2 separate regions of the Homo sapiens genome follow, and region 2 is linked to region 1. A link is a loop called in an ENCODE intact Hi-C map of the cell type or tissue named here. Cell type or tissue: dorsolateral prefrontal cortex. All regions are shown on one strand.

What was found. Hi-C counts contacts between places; a loop is a spot of excess contacts. Peaks named below come from ENCODE experiments on the same cell type or tissue, not always from the same donor. Only the 100,000 strongest peaks of a DNase experiment are listed, where the experiment ranks them.
Region 2: a loop joins it to region 1, with 7 times the contacts of the local background. A loop is called at or near these places in 7 of 110 quality-filtered maps.

What each region holds. Positions count from the first base shown.
Region 1 is chr17:37,356,074-37,364,073 of GRCh38, reverse strand. All of the region lies in intron 1 of ACACA (acetyl-CoA carboxylase alpha), which reads left to right. Among named protein-coding and RNA genes, the nearest start is that of C17orf78, 16 kb to the left of the region's middle. In dorsolateral prefrontal cortex, CTCF peaks have their summits at 4,542 (motif pointing right) and 4,751 (motif pointing left); DNase peaks (open chromatin) are centred at 4,713 and 5,493; H3K4me3 peaks cover 3,384 bases; H3K27ac peaks cover 3,121 bases.
Region 2 is chr17:37,296,602-37,304,601 of GRCh38, reverse strand. The region is part of intron 3 of ACACA (acetyl-CoA carboxylase alpha); the gene reads left to right. Among named protein-coding and RNA genes, the nearest start is that of SNORA90, 56 kb to the right of the region's middle. In dorsolateral prefrontal cortex, no CTCF peak of the experiment used is centred here; DNase peaks (open chromatin) are centred at 3,181 and 4,832; H3K4me3 peaks cover 3,044 bases; H3K27ac peaks cover 3,188 bases.

The DNA of each region.
Region 1 (8,000 bases):
TCGGCTCACTGCAACCTCTGCCTCCTGGGTTCAAACAATTCTCCTGCCTCACCTCCTGAGTAGCTGGGATTACAGGCGCCTGCCACCATGCCCAGCTAATTTTTTGTATTTTTAGTACAGACAGGGTTTCACCATATTGGCCAGGCTAGTCTTGAACTCCTGATCTCAGGTGATCCACCCGCCTCGTCCTCCCGAAGTGCTGGGTTTACAGGCATGAGCCACCGTGCCCTGCCGCAAATTTTGTATTTTTATTAGAGACAGGGTTTCACTATGTTGGCCAGGCTGGTCTAGAACTCCTGACCTCGGGTGATCCACCCGCCTTGTGTTCCCAAAGTGCTGGGATTACAGGCGTGAGCCACCATACCCAGCCCATGGTTCTATTTTCTATTAAGGCACTTTGTTTCCTCCCTTGATTCAACTCAAACCTGACTTGAGAGACTTTCTTGTCCTAAGAGTGACAGGTATTGAAGGCCTTGTTGTTCAACAGAGACTCTGGCACACAAAGAGGGGAACAATAATGATAAATCTTAAACGACTGTTCTCAAACTTTAGGGTGATTAATTATTAGGGATGCTTTAAAAAAAGAAAAAGTCGGCCAGGTCCAGTGGCTCACGCCTGTAATCCCAGCACTTTGGGAGGCCAAGGCGGGTGGATCACAAGGTCAGGAGTTTAAGACCAGCCTGACCAACATGGTGAAGCCGCGTCTCTCCTAAAAATACAAAAATTAGCTGGGCATGGTGGCACGCGCCAGTAATCCCAGCTACTTGAGAGGCTGAGGCAGAAGAATCGCTTGAACCCGGGAGGTGGAGGTTGCAGTGAGCCGAGATCGTGCCACTGCACTCCAGCCTGGGTGACAGAGCGAGACCGTCTCAAAAAAAAAAAAAAAAAAAAAAAGAAAAAGAGAAAGAGAAAAGAAAAAGTCAACCAGGTGTGGTGGCATGTCCCTGTAGTCCCAGCTACTTGAGAGGCTGAGGTGGCAGGATCGCTTGAGCCCAGGAGTTGAGGCTGCAGTGAGTAGTTGTGATTAAAAAAAAAAAAAAGGGCTGGGAATCTGCATTTTTAACAAGCACCCTGGTGGTTTTGTTTTTTTTTTTTTTTTTGAGACGGAGTCTCGCTCTGTCGCCAGGCTGGAGTGCAGTGGCGCGATCTCAGCTTACTGCAAGCTCCGCCTCCCGGGTTCGCGCCATTTTCCTGCCTCAGCCTCCGGAGTAGCGGGGACTACAGGCGCCCGCCACCACATCTGGCTAATTTTTTGCGTTTTTAGTAGAGACGGGGTTTCACCACATTAGCCAGGATGGTCTCGATATCCTGACCTCGTGATCCACCCGCCTCGCCTCGGCCTCCCAAAGTGCTGGGATTACAGGCGTGAGCCACCGCGCCTGGCGCACCCTAGTGTTTGTTTCATCAGGTGGTTAGTGGGACATGCTTTGAGAAACGATGCCCTAATCTAAATATTTGACCGAAAAATGCCAAATGAAGCTGTCTGGACAGTGGCGCATATAATGTTTATATATATCTGGGTTTATCAATTTTTGAGAATTTATCTTTTCTCATCTATGGCTATTACAAATTCATATGGCTATCATCTAAAGAGTGTGACACAGACACTCTGTTTTAATGTGCTAGTTTTGTCTTCTTAAATAGACTATAATCACCTTGAAGACAGGGACCTCTCATACTTTTCTGACTTTACCCACAGGAAGATAAGAAAGCAACTTTAAGGTTGGAAGGTAGCTGGGATGCTCAGGATGAGTCCCTAATACCTTTACATCACCTTGAAAACCCTGGAAGTCATATATTTGGGATTTTGTATTCGTTTTCTAGGGCTGTTATAGCAAAGTACCACAAACTGGTGGCTTAAACAACAGAAATGCATTTCCTCAGTTCTGAAGGCTAGAAGTCCAAGATTAAGGTGTCAGCAGTTAGTTTTTTTCTGATATTTTCTCCTTGGTTTGTACATGGCCATGCATGCCCTATGTCTTCATATGTGTGTCTGTGTCCTCGTCGCCTCGTCTTATAAGGACGACAGTCATACTGGATTAGGGCCCACCCTTATGACCTCATTTTAATTTAATTACCTCTATAAAGACTTTGTCTCCAAATATACTCACATTCTGAGGTATTAGGGGTTAGGACTTCAACAAATGAATTTTGGGATACAATTCAGCCCATAACAGACCTCTAGTATCAGCTTCTAGAAATGTACCACTCATCCTTCTCTTCCATTTGTTAGTCTCATATAGTAAGTTCTCTCCACCCTTTGGTTCTCCTCCTCCGCCTCTTACAGACGTAATAGCTTGTGTAGCAATAACTCATGGAGCAGCTCTAAAGAACCTACAGTAGGGATGGGCAGGTTGTGGCATGCACCAAACACCGTAACACTCAGGGGTTGCTGAAATTCCAGTTGTACTGTCTTAAAGACACAGCTCTTTGCTCATTCTCTGCCCAGCTGTCTTAGCATTTGGTGATAACAATTAGATTATTAGATCCTCTGTAAGTGACCTTGGTATCGTAACTCATCCTTCCTTAATTACTTTTTTTTTCACTGTAGCTTCTATTAGGACTTTCTTTGGCCAGTTCTTTAGAAAGCTCAATTATTTAAAATAATCAGTGAAGTCAAAAGCAGGACATGCAGGGGCTGGCTGAAATTTCACATAAGGACAGTTTTTGAGGGTAAATCCCTGGTTTTGCAGAGCTTGTAAAGCTGGTAAACAGCAACACCATTAAGAATCCTGGGGAGACTTGGCGTGGTGGCTCACATTTGCGGCCAGCACTTTGGGAGGCTAAGGTGGGCGGATCACGAGGTCAAGAGATCGAGACCATCCTGGCCAACATGGTGAAACCCCGTCTCTACTAAAAATACAAAAATTAGCTGGACTTGGTGGTTTGTGCCTGGAGTCCCAGCTATTCGGGAGGCTGAGGCAGGAGAATGGCTTGAACCTGGGAGGTGGAGGTTGCAGTGAGCTGAGATTGCACCACGGCACTCCAGCCTGGGCGACAGAGCGAGACTCCATCTCAAAAAAAAAAAAAAAAGAATCCTGGGGAAAGAATTCCTATTACTTAAGAGGATCTAGGAAAGGTAAAAGAAAAGTAAGAGGCAACCGCATGGTTTTTAGTTCTTTTGAAGTCACTCCCTTCATGTCAGCTTCAGAGACTGCTGTTATGGAAAGGCAAGGCTTCCCTCTTCCCAGGCCATTTTTTTCGGTGAGTCAAATCAAACATCTTACTAAACCAGGAAGTCTTGCCCAATTATCTTTTTCCTCCCACTACATTTGTCCAACTGATTGATATATTAGTGATATAATTATTGTGAAATATGAATCCCTGTTCTGTAAAGTCCACATCTTTCCTAAGTTCTCTGCTTCCAATCCCTGTTATTTAATTAACTTATTTATTTAGAGATGGGGTCTTTTTACGTTGCCAGTGCTGGGGTGCAGTGGCTATTCACAGGCGCAGGCACAGTACACTACATATAGACTTGAACTCCTCGCCTCAAGCCATCCACCCACCTCAGCCTTCTGAGTAGGTGGGACTACAGTCCAGGTACGTGCCACTGTGCTTGACCCTATTATTTTAAAAATGGGTTGATAAATTCTTAGGGAAGCCCCACTTAGTGGGATTATGAGGGCTCCTAGATAAATATTGTTCCTTGTTGACCAATCTTTCCCTCTTTCTGCCTCAGCTTCCGCCAAGAACTTCTTACCTGGGCATGTATTTCTATCCTATTCACTTTTTACTCTCTGGCGTGGAACTTCTTCCTACCAAACTGTCATCCTCTGCACCTCTCCTGGCCTTCCTCACAAGTTTGTAAGCATTAAGAAGGTGCGCTGCATGCTTCATTAAATTCCTCCTTGGAAGGGCTGAGTTCACCCTGTTCTTCTCAAGTGCAATTTTCTCCAAGTTTCTTCCCTACGCAATGTTTGTATTGTGTTGGGACCCCTTCCAGTTATTATTAATTTTCAACACACAGCTACCATGAAAGTCTTGCTATGAAGTAACTGGCAAAACTAGAGACACCGACTGGCTTCCTCTCAAAGGCTCGGCGTGCCCACAGTGGAGGACGGGAAGCATTCTCCAATCCGAAAAGTCTGGAACGCTGTGGCAACTATTTTGCTCAGGGCAGGCAGAAGACGGTGGTTCTTTGGTACATTCCCCTTCTTACTGAGCTTCGTTTACTGAGGCTTCTCCTCAACACGCCAGGATCCAGCATGTATAACACCTTTGGAGTGGGCTGTCTCGGGGCTGAGGAGCGAAACGGGGGGCTGGTTATGGAGTTCCAGCATGGGGTTACTTAGCTCGCCCAGACTTGGAAACCAGCCAGCGTGATGAGGACAGGTAGTGGACGCGATTGCCCACCCCTTGTTAATGTGTTAGGATTAAACAGACAAACGGGCCCGCACACCGCCTGCCCCATTCTAGCCCGCCTTAATTCTGGGTTCCCTTTCCCCGCCTCTACAGGCCGGCTAGTCCTGGCCCCTCACTTGGGACGCCTCTGTCCCTGATGCGAGGCGCATGCGGGACCGCTTCCCCCACTCCCCTCTCCGCCAGGAGGAGGAGCCGAGGGGTTGGCCCCGTACCCGGCTGTGGCAGAAGGGGCCGCGAAGGCCGGGCCAGGGGCGCCACGACTGCCCAGGGCCCGCCCGCGGCCCGCCCGCGGCCCGCCCGCCCTCTAGCCGCTGGGCCCCGAATGGCAGATCCGCGCTCGGACCATCGGCATCGCCTCACATCGCTCCGCCCCGCGCCGCCCTCCCATTGGCTGCCGCTGAGCCCTCGGGCCCGCGCCTCGCCCCCCGGCGGCCCTGGCAGCGCCGCAGCCCGGAGCGGGGTCGGAGGTGAACGGCCTGGAGTAACCCCGGACGTAGTCACCTCATGGAGCTCGCCGGCTGAGGTGGGAGACAGGGGCGGGGCGGGGGCGGGTCAGGCCCCTGAAGCCCCGCCCCTTCTCCGTGTGCCGGGCCGGCCTGGTGCTGCACGCCTGTCAGCCATCGCCCGAGCCGCCGGCGTCTCCTCCCGCCCAGCAGTTCCTCCACGCAGGGGCTCCGGAATCGCCCGACCGCACACGTTGCCACCCTGAGGTGAGGTGAGGGCCGGCCCAGAACCTGTGACCGGGGACCTGGAGAAACTGGGGCCAAGGGAGGGGCGGCGGCAGGCAGGGGGCCGCCTCCCAGCCTCCGCTCACCCGCACGCGGCCTGGGCTCCACACTATCCAGATCGGGTGCGGGGCAGCCCAGCCCTTCCCGCAGCTCTGAGGCCTTGAGGTCCCCTCCCTAGAGACATGGAGAGGTCTGGGGTCTCGGGAGGTGGGGATTCAGATCCCGGAACTGGGAGGCGTACAGTTCAGGGCTCCTCTAGGAAGGGGGGCTGGAGTTTCTGCCTGGAGCTCGCCCGCCACCCCTCTTGCCCAGCTCCAGCGTGGTCTGATTCCTTCCAGACCCCTCTCCAATCCGATTCTGGGCTCGGGAGAGGGAGAAGACCACGTGGGAAGGGGGCGTTGCGGGTTGGGTCTGATTGCATTGAAAGTCCTTTCTCTCTTGCAGAGTGAGGTGTGGGGTGCAGACCTCACTTGCTCTCTCCGTGCCTTTGTATCGTGGCGAGAGCCAGGGCCAGGCAGGTTGTATCTGCCAGTTCCTGTTCCCAGGATTTTATTATGTTCTCTGCGAGGGACATAGTAAATGTACATGCCTTTTGTTACTCTCCTCGTTTGCCATGCTGATCAAGGGAAGTTACTGGAAATAGGACGTAGGAAGCTGATGTGAAGCTAATGATTTCACAGGAAAATGTGCGTGAAGGTCCTGCCCGGATCGGGGCCAACATTATTTTGGATTTGAGAGTGGGAGAGTGGACACTAATGGACACTTGAAATCACCTCTAAAAATCAGGGACTTCGTGTAGGCCTTGTGGGTTCTATAGAGACATTTAAGAATATAACTGCTCAGGAGAAATAGTTTAATTTCAGATATTTTTGTTTGGAGGTTTAAGACTGGAATAAAAAAAAAGACCCTAGGCCTTCCTGATTCTGTTTCTACTTAAGCGATGTTTCAGTAATTTCCTAATGTGTGGATAAACCTAATAACCACATCTTCAGTCTCAGAAGTTTATTTCCTTGGATTTTCTCTCTCTTTCCATTCATTTTTTCCCTCCCAATTCGGTAGTATAGATTGAGAAGCATGCTTTCTTTGGTTACATGGTCTTTTCTCACTCAGCAGGGAAGAATACTCATATTTGTCCCTTCTTGAGGGGGATGCCCTGGATGTCTGTGATGAGAAGGATTTCTGTGGTGCTTATTTGACAGGCACTTTTCAGAAAAGCATTGTGGCCTAATAGAGCAGGACCACAGTTTACCTGTCCAGATAGATGCCTGCTTGCTACAAATAGCAAGTTTTTTCCCACTTCTCTTGCCTCAGTTTCTTCATTTCTCAGTAAAACTGAATGCATAACAGGAGGACTGATGTGAACCCAAGAATATTAAACATTTTAAAGTGGGCATATGAAAGATGCCAAAGGTAAAGTATTAATTTATGAAGCCATCTGTGTTTACTAGTGTTGTAGAATTTTGTTGTTGTTGTTTTGTTTGTTTGTTTGAGATGGAGTCTTGCTCTGTCACCCAGACTGGAGTGCAATGGTGCGATCTTGGCTCACTGCAACCTTCGTCTCCTGGTTTCAAGAGATTCTCATGCCTCAGCCTCCCGAGTAGCTGGGATTACACGCGTGCGCCACTACGCCTGGCTAATTTTTGTATTTTCGGTAGAGACAGGGTTTCACCATGTTGGCCAGGCTGGTCTCCAACTCCTGACCTCAGGTGATCCACCCTCCTCGGCCTCCCAAAGTGCTGGGATTATAGGCATGAGCCACCACGCCAGGCTTGTTTTGTTTTGATTTACCAGTGCATAATAGAAATACATCAAGCATAAGATTAAATTGCTTTTTAAAAAGGAAGTCTTGGGAAATGGTGGCATTTATCTTAGTGAATTTATAGTTCAAAAACTAGGTAATGCTGAAGACCTGGTATTGTGAAAGCCAGCCTCAGAGAACGCTCTCTCATCTGATGTTGACCTCTCTAAAGTGCTGTGAACAGGTTCAGGTGTAGATCACTATGTAACATTATTTCCTTTGCAGTCAATGACTAGGAAAATTTTTATACCTGTCACGTGGACTGGTTTAACAGGTTTAGGGCTAGTGTTTTTCTTTCTTTAAAATCTTTTTTTCCTTTAATTGGATGGCTAATATCCTAATAGTCTTAGTTGAGGAAAGAAGTAAATTAAAATACAAACTGTGGAATAATGCATTAGAAATTAGTATTTTCAATTGTGGGAGGAGAAGAGAATCCTTTTGTAATTCAGAAAAAAAAGTTATCTCATTATCTAACATGTTCTTAAAGATTAACAATTATAGAAGCTGCCGGGCGCGGTGGCTCACTCCTGTAATCCTAGCACTTTGAGAGGTCGAGGCTGGCGAATCACAAGGTCTGGAGATCGACACCATCCTGGCTAACACAGTGAAACCCCGTCTCTACTAAAAATACAAAAAATTAGCTGGGTGTGGTGGTAGGCACCTGCAGTCCCAGCTACTCGGAAGGCTGAGGCAGGAGAATGGCATGAACCTGGGAGGCAGAGCTTGCAGTGAGCTGAGATTGCGCCACTGTACTCCAGCCTGGGTGACAGAGTGAGACTCCGTCTCAAAAAAATAATAATAATAATAATTATAGGAGCTATGTGTCAAGTATCTTTCCAAACCCGTAAAACAGTAAGATTACAAAAAAGCGAATAAACAGTAGAAACTCATTGGCTAAAAAATTCCTATTAACTATTGAGATAATTACCATTAATCTTCTACTTTAACAGATTATTAACAGATTATTAACTGGTTTTTTGCTTGTTTCAATTTAATTTTATTTTATTATTTTTTGGAGTCGGAGTCTCGCTCTTTTGCCCAGGCTGGAGTGCAGTGGCACGATCTCGGCTCACTGCAACCTCCACCTCTCAGGTTCTAGCAATCCTGCC
Region 2 (8,000 bases), 59 kb after region 1:
GGCTGGTCTCGAACTCCTGACCTCAGGTTATTGCCCGCCTCTACCTTCCAAAGTGCTGGGATTATAGGCATGAGCCACCGCGCCTGGCCCCTTAAATACTGTTTTTTTAAGCATGACAACAATGAATCAATAAATAGAACTTCTCAGCTGAGTGCAGTGGCTCATGCTTGTAATCCCAGTGCTTTTGGGAGGCAAGCGGGGTGGATTTCCTGAGCCCAGGAATTTGAGACTCCATCTACAAAAATTTTAAAATTATTTGAGCATGGCAGCATATGTCTGTGGTCCCAGCTACTTGGGAGGCTGAGGCAGGAGGATCGCTTGAGCATATTGAGTGTTTGCACCACTGCATTCCAGCCTGGGCAAAAGAGCAAGACTCTGTCTCAAAAAATTAAAAATAAAATAAATAGAAATTCTCAATAAGAAAAGAGAAATGATTTTTAAAAAGAAGCAAATGAAACCAAAGAGGATATACCTATGGCAAATAAACACATGAAAAGATGTTTTATAATTATCTAATAGTTATTAGGTATTAGGAAAATGCAAATATTAATTAGTATTAGGAAAATGCAAATTAAAATAGCAATGAGATATCATTACACACTTATCAGAATGCCTAAAATAAGAAATAGACACAATACCAAAGGTTTGTGAGAATGCAGAAAAATTGGATTTCTTGTACATTGCTGGTGGGAATGTAAAATGATACAGCCACTCTGGAAAATAATTTGACACTTTCTTTTTTTTGAGACGGAGTCTCGCTCTGTTGCCCAGGCTGGAATGCAATGGCGCGATCTTGGCTCACTGCAACCTCCGCCTCCTGGGTTCATGCGATTCTCCTGCCTCAGCCTCCTGAGTAGCTGGTATTACAGGTGCCTGCCACCATGCCCAGGTAATTTTTGTATTTTTAGTAGAGATGGGGTTTCACCATGTGGGCCAGGCCGGTCTTGAACTCCTGATCTCAAGTGATCCACTTGCCTCGGCCTCCCAAAGTGCTAGGATTATAGGCGTGAGCCACTGTGCCCGGCTAATTTGACACTTTCTTATAAAACTAAACTCTCACCATATGAACCATATGATCTGGCAGCTTCACTCCTTATTGTATACCCAAGAGAAAGGAAAGCATATGTCCACATAAAAGTTTATACATGAATGTTCATAACATTATTAATAAGAGCCACAAAATGGAAACAACCCAATATCCATTAACTGATGATGTATAAACAAAATATGGTGTGTCCACACATTGAAATATTGTTCAACCATAAAAAGAAATGAAGTACTGATATATGCTACAGCATTGAAAACATTATGCTAAATGAAAGAAGCCAGTCACAAAAGGCCACATATTATATTATTCCATTTATATGAAATGTCTGTAATAGGCAAATCTATAAAGACAGAAAGTAGATTAGTGGTTGGCTAGGATTGGGGAGCATATTGGAGAAATGAGGAGTGGCTGCTACTGGGCATGGGGTTTCTTTTGGAGGTAATAAAAATGTTCTAAAATTGCCATGCGTGGTGCACGTTCCTGTAGTCCCAGCTACTTGGGAGGCTGAGGCAGGAGGATTGCTTGAGCCTAGGAGTTTAAGTCCAGCCTGTGCAACATAGCAAGACCTCGTCTCTTTAAAAAAATGACACATATAATGAAATGAAAATGTCCTTAAATTTATTGTGATGATAGTTCATAACTATGTGAATATACTAAAAACTATTGAATTGTACCCTTTAAGTGGGTGAAATGTATGGTGTGTGAATTGTATCTCAGTAAAATTGTTAACAAAAAATTTTTAAATGAGTTTATCAAGATCACAGGGTGTAAGATCTATATAGAAAAGTTAAGTATATTTCTATATGCTAGCTAGAAATGAACAATCCAAAAATGAAATTAAGAAAATATTCTGTTCATGATAGCATTAAAAAGAATAAAATAGGAATAAATTGAGCAAAAAAGGTATAAGACTTATACACTAAAACTTGTGGAACATTGCTGACAGAAATTAAATAAAATCAGCCAGGGGTGGTGGCTCACGCCTGTAATCCCAAACCCAGAGGCTGAGGCGGATGGATCACCTGAGGTCAAGAGTTCCAGACCGGCCGGGTGTGGTGGCTCACGCCTGTAATCCCAGCACTTTGGGAGGCTGAGGTGGGTGGATCACCTGAGGTCAGGAGTTCGAGACCAGTCTGGCCAACATGGTTAAACCCCATCTCTACTAAAAATACAAATATTAGCCTGGCATGGTGGCAGTCACCTGTAATCCCAGCTACTCGGGAGGCTGAGGCGGGAGAATCGCTTGAACCCGGGAGGTGGAGGTTGCAGATTGCAGTGAGCCGAGATCGCGCCATTGCACTCCAGCCTGGGTCACAAGAGCGAAACCCTGTCTCAAAAAAAAAAAAAAAAAGAGTTCCAGACCAGCCTGTCCAACATGGTGAAACCCTGTCTCTAATAAAAATACAAAAAATTAGCTGGGCGTGGTGGTGTTCTTTTAGTTCCAGCTACTTGGGAGGCTGAGGCAGGAGAATCGCTTGAACCCAGATGGCAGAGGTTGTAAGTGGAGATCGTGCCACTGCACTCCAGCCTGGGAGACAGAGCGAGACTCCATCTCAAAAAAGAAAAAAAAAAGAAATTAAATAAAATCTAAATAAATGGAGAGGCAGTCCATGTTCATGGATTAGAGGACTCAATATTGTCAAGACAGCAGTTCTCCTTAAATTGATCATAAATTCACAGTCCATATCAAATTTCCAGCAGCCTTTCTTTTTCTTTCTAGAATTTGACAAGCCGATCCTAAAATTTACATGGAAACAAAGGACCTAGAATAGCCAAAACACTTTTGAAAAGGGAATGTGAAGTTGGAGGTCTTCATACTACCTGATTTCAAAACCTACTATAAAGTCACAGTTATCAAGACCATGTGGCATTGCTTCAAGGCTAGGCATATAGGTCAATGGATCAGAATTTAGAGTCCACAAAGAAACCTTTAAATATATGGTCACTTGATTTTTTGACAGAGACACATCCTTGATCCAAGATTTCTCTGCTTGTAAAAACCCAATGTAAAACAGTCTCTCACAGTGTGTGTGCTGCAGTATAACTCAGACTGTGTTGCAGTCAAGCTAGCGAATGCATCACTGTCTGCCGGGTAAACTGCTACGTCATCCTTGGTGTTTGGCATGTTACAATGCTGGGATCAGTGTGGGCTTCTAGTTGGATTTTGTGCCAGGTATGTGTCTACGTTGGACACTGTTCATGGTAGATTAAAAGGGGGATGCTTTAAATTTGGAGAAATGAATGTGGCTTTTTATTTCTTGTATTCTAATATTAGAGAAAGATTGTGAGCAGCAGTGTCTATAAAAGATCTATATAGATCTCTAGCTTTGCTTTTGGACCTGGGTATGCTGTGTTAGTGTTTGGTTGTCGTAGAAAGATCCGTTTGGTGAAAGGAAGCATAAACTCGATTATTGAGTGTGCCTCTTTAGTATATTTTTCTGATATAGTTGAGTGCAAAATAGTCTGCCTTATTTTTACACTTAGTGCTTTATTTGCATTTTTGAATGGTGAACTTGTATAACAAGTTTGTTTTGTAGACACTTAAGTGTGTGTAAAATTGAGCAGCTTCTCATCTGTGGCTACTGAACTTTCCTGAACAAAGGCTGCAGTGCTCTATTTTTGAGACAGGTTATTCTGAAGAGACGTAAAGATAGAAGGGCTCCTCTGTGTCAGCTTGGTTCTTTAAAGGGAAAGTAAACTTGACTAACTTAATGGGCATTGGCACATTGTGGAAGGGATGATGTGAAGTACAGACCAGAGAACAACCAGGACTTCCATTTTTTATTATAGCTGGTTGTCATGTTGGGTGGCCTGATTGAGTTGCTTTCAAATTTGGGCAACTTGAGTCTTTACAACTTAAGTTGCCCGAATGTCCTTCAGATCAATGTTTGTTTGTTGTAATCATTTATCTTTTATCTGATTATTTAACTTCTATCTATGCTCCAGGTCATTTGTGTACTTCTGTTTTTGAAGGTTTTTCTGGAAGCTTAATATATTCTCAGCGTGGTTGGCATCAGATTGTTAACTATTTCTATCCAGCATTTTGATGGGAATAAATTTTTTATGGTTCATGATTCAGGTTAGATTTGGTGTACAGTCCTGAGGACTTGCCTCAGGAAGTTGTCTTTCTATAGATTCTAAGCCTTTAGGGTCTTTTGCCATTGATTTTTCTCCTAATACACAGAATATCATGAGCATCTACTTAAGTAAAAGCTAAAAACAGGAAGATATTACAAGATAACATTCAGCTAGTGTTTATTTCTTTAAGAGATCTGTCTGTGGCAAATTTGCTTTCATAGTAATATATGTGTCTCAGTAAGTAGTCTTTCTAGGCAGGATTTTTCTTCCCTGCTTAAGGGGGTTAGACCTCCAAAATATTTGTCAGGGTCTCTTTTCCTTTTAAGGGTTTAACCCACAATCTTTTCTGTATCCGTTTTGTACCAGCTCCATTCCTATTCTCAAGCTTTGGTGCATAAAACCTTAGTTTAGGTGTCTATATATACCACTACTTTGGCCTGAAAATTAGAATCGTGGCTCACACTTGATTCTAAGTTCCCTAGTAGTGGCGTGTTTCCTTTCTACGTGCTTACTTTCCCACCTGACCTGCTTTTCCCCACCGTGCAGTCTGATAATTGGTATTATTTGTTTTGATTGGATCTCAGAAATTACCTCTTTAGACCGAGCTGTGCTCCTCCCTCTGGATTTCATGAGCCCATTATTTTCTTGGCTTAATTGTCCTTGTAAATTTGGTCTTTTTGTCCTGGGCTTTCCCTGTCATGTGCTCCTGGCAGCCAGGAGAGGCAGTGGAGCTTTTCTCCGTTGACTGTCAGAAGAAAGTGACTGTTGTTGAAAATGTTTGCTGCAACTAAAGGAGAGCTGCTAAGATCTACTTTCTAGTTAAACAAGCTTTTATATTTCTCCCCGGCTCCTCTCAGTTCCCTTGGGAAATCAACTAATTGTGTGTGTAAGCTAAGTGTGTGGAGGAGAGAAGATGCAAAAAGGAAGAGAAAGGTGGGGAAAGAAGGAAATTGGGAACAATTAGACAAAAAGACTATAGTTTGAGGCCATCAGGAGTATTCTAGTCTGACTGAAGCCAGGCAGAAGGCACAGTATCTCTTGTCCTCCTGGGTTTTAAGCAGCTGCAACAGGAGGAGGAACTGCGGCTTGTGTTTACAAGGCCGAAATCTGAAGAAAAAGCTTCCATTCTTTTCCCATCTTGATATGGAGGGTTCTCCAGAGGAAAATAAGGAAATGAGATATTACATGCTTCAAAGGTAAGTGTTAGGCTACCACATTTGGGTAATATATATATCTTTAAAAAAACAGTAAGGTACTGACAGCTAAGCCCTGAGATTTATTTGATCATTTTTTTTCTATCTTTAAAAAATGAAGGCTATTTTTTTTAAGAAAATGAATAAAAATGGGCATATTGGCTCCTGAATGTCTAAACCTTTATTTTATATTGGGAATTTGAATAAAAGATCCCTGAGCCCATGTGTGATATTTTAGCTACGTTGAAAACAAGCACCCCATGCAGACCCTGCTGTGCTATTATTTCCTGAAGGGAACCTCAGATGTATCAGATTTACTCCCTGGATTTGGCTAGTATTTCCAGTGAAGTCTCTTCAACTGCTGTAAAGGAAAGATATTGTATAGTTTTGCAGAAAACTTTTTTAGAATGTGTGTCTGGGGCTAGGAAAGGTGCCTGCTGTAATTGTGGTATGTAGTCAGACAGAGTTGTTCAGGATGCCGAACTCCTTCACTTTGGGACCTTTCTTATTGCCATTAGAACTCAGGCTGAGGAGGAAATGAGTCAGGCCTTCTTGGGCCTTCTTCAGGCCTCTTGCAGGTCTGCACCTCCCTGCAGAGAATTGACATAAAAGACTTGAATGATTTGCTTGTGCAGTGGCGCGGTCATAGCTCACAGTAGCCTTGAACTCTTGGGCTCAAGTGATCCTCCCACCTCAGCCTCCTGGGTAGCTGGGACTACAGGCATGCACCATCATGCCTGGCTAATTTTTTTTTCAAGTTTTTTGTAGAGATGGGGTCTCACTGTGTTGCCCAGGCTAGTCTCAAACTCCTATACTCAAGCAATTCTGCCACTTTGGCCTCCAGAAGTGTTGGTATTACAGGCCACTGTGCCTGGCATCCCTCCATTATCTTTTTTGTTTGCTTGTTTTTATAATGTAGAGTTTTTATTTTGAAGAAAATTACTGAAAGTTAAACTAAACTTAGGCAAAGACAGAAAATAAACAAAAAACACTGAGTTGGCAAAATCTGTCTTTAGATCATCCTTTTCCATTCCTTTTTTTCCCCCAACTGCCTCTGTAATTGCCCCTTTTTCTTTTTTACCACTTCTTCCACCCTTTGAGGGGATAACCAAGCAAAACTTCCACTGAGAGGCAAAGAGGTATAAAAGTAACTACAATATAGCTGAGTGCAGTGGCATGAGCCTGTAGTACCAGCTACTCTGTAGGCTGAGGCCAGAGGATTGCTTGAGCCCAGCAGTTTGAGGTTGCAGGGAGATATATTCCTGCCACTGCACTGCAGCCTGGTCAACAGTGAGAACCCATCTCTAAAAATTTTTTTTCCAAAGTAACTGAGATATATATAATCTATGTTTGTGTATATATATAATATAGTATCAAAATTTTTTATGTATATACATGTATAAATATATATTTCAAAAATGTATATATAGGCTGGGCACGGTGGTGGCTTATGCCTGTAATCCCAGTACTTTGCGAGGCCAAGGCGGGTGGATCACCTGAGGTCACGAGTACGAGACCAGCCTGGCCAACATGGTGAAACCCCGTCTCTACTAAAAATACAAAAATTAGCTGGGCGTGGTGGCAGGCACCTGTAGTCTCATCTACTTGGGAGGCCAAGGCAGGAGAATTGCTTGATCGAGCAAACCCAGGAGGCAGAATTTGCAGTGAGCAGAGATCACGCCATCACACTCCAGTCTGGGTGACAAGAGCGAAACTCCATCTCAAAAAAAAAGTGTATATATATATATATACACACACATATACATACACAAACACACGCACATATATACATATATATGTACACACACGCATGTGTGTGTGGTTTTTTTTTTTTTTCTTTCGAGACAGAGTTTCACTTTTGTCGCCCATGCTAGAGTGTGATGGCGCGATCTTGGCTCACCACAACCTCTGCCTCCCGGGTTCAAGCGATTCCCCTGCCTCAGCCTCCCGAGTAGCTGGGATTACAGGCATGCACCACTATGCCCCGCTAATTTTGTATTTTTAGTAGAGATGGGGTTTCTCCATGTTGGTCAGACTGGTCTCGAACTCTCGACCTCAGGTGATATGCCCGCCTTGGCCTCTCAAAGTGCTGGGATTACAGGCGTGAGCCACCGCGCCCGGCCTTAAATGTGTTTTATATATAACATAGTTTTTATATAAAAACCTCATGGCTATACATATAGAAATAAAACGTGCATATATATCTCTATAAGTATATATTGATATATAGTGTCTGAATGTGTCTTTGCCAAAATTTATATGTTGAGGCTGGGCACGGTGGCTCATGTCTGTAACCTCAGCACTTTGGGAGGCCGAGGCGGGCAGATCACCTGAGGCCAGGAGTTCGAGACCAGCCTGGGCAACATGGCGAAACTCCATCTCTACTAAAAATACAAAAATTAGCCGGGTGTGGTGGTAGGATCCTGTAATCCCAGCTACTCAGGTGGTTGAGGCACGAGAATTGCTTGAACCTGGGAGATGGAGGTTGCAGTGACCTGACATTGTGCTACTGTACTCCAGCCTGGGCTACAGAGCGAGACTCTGCCTCACACACACACAAAATGTATATGTTGAAATCTAATTACCACTATGTCAAGAAGTGGGGCCTTTGGGAGTTGAGTAGATCATGGGGCAGAGCCCTCATGAATGGGATTAGTGCCCTTATAAAATAGGCTCCAGGC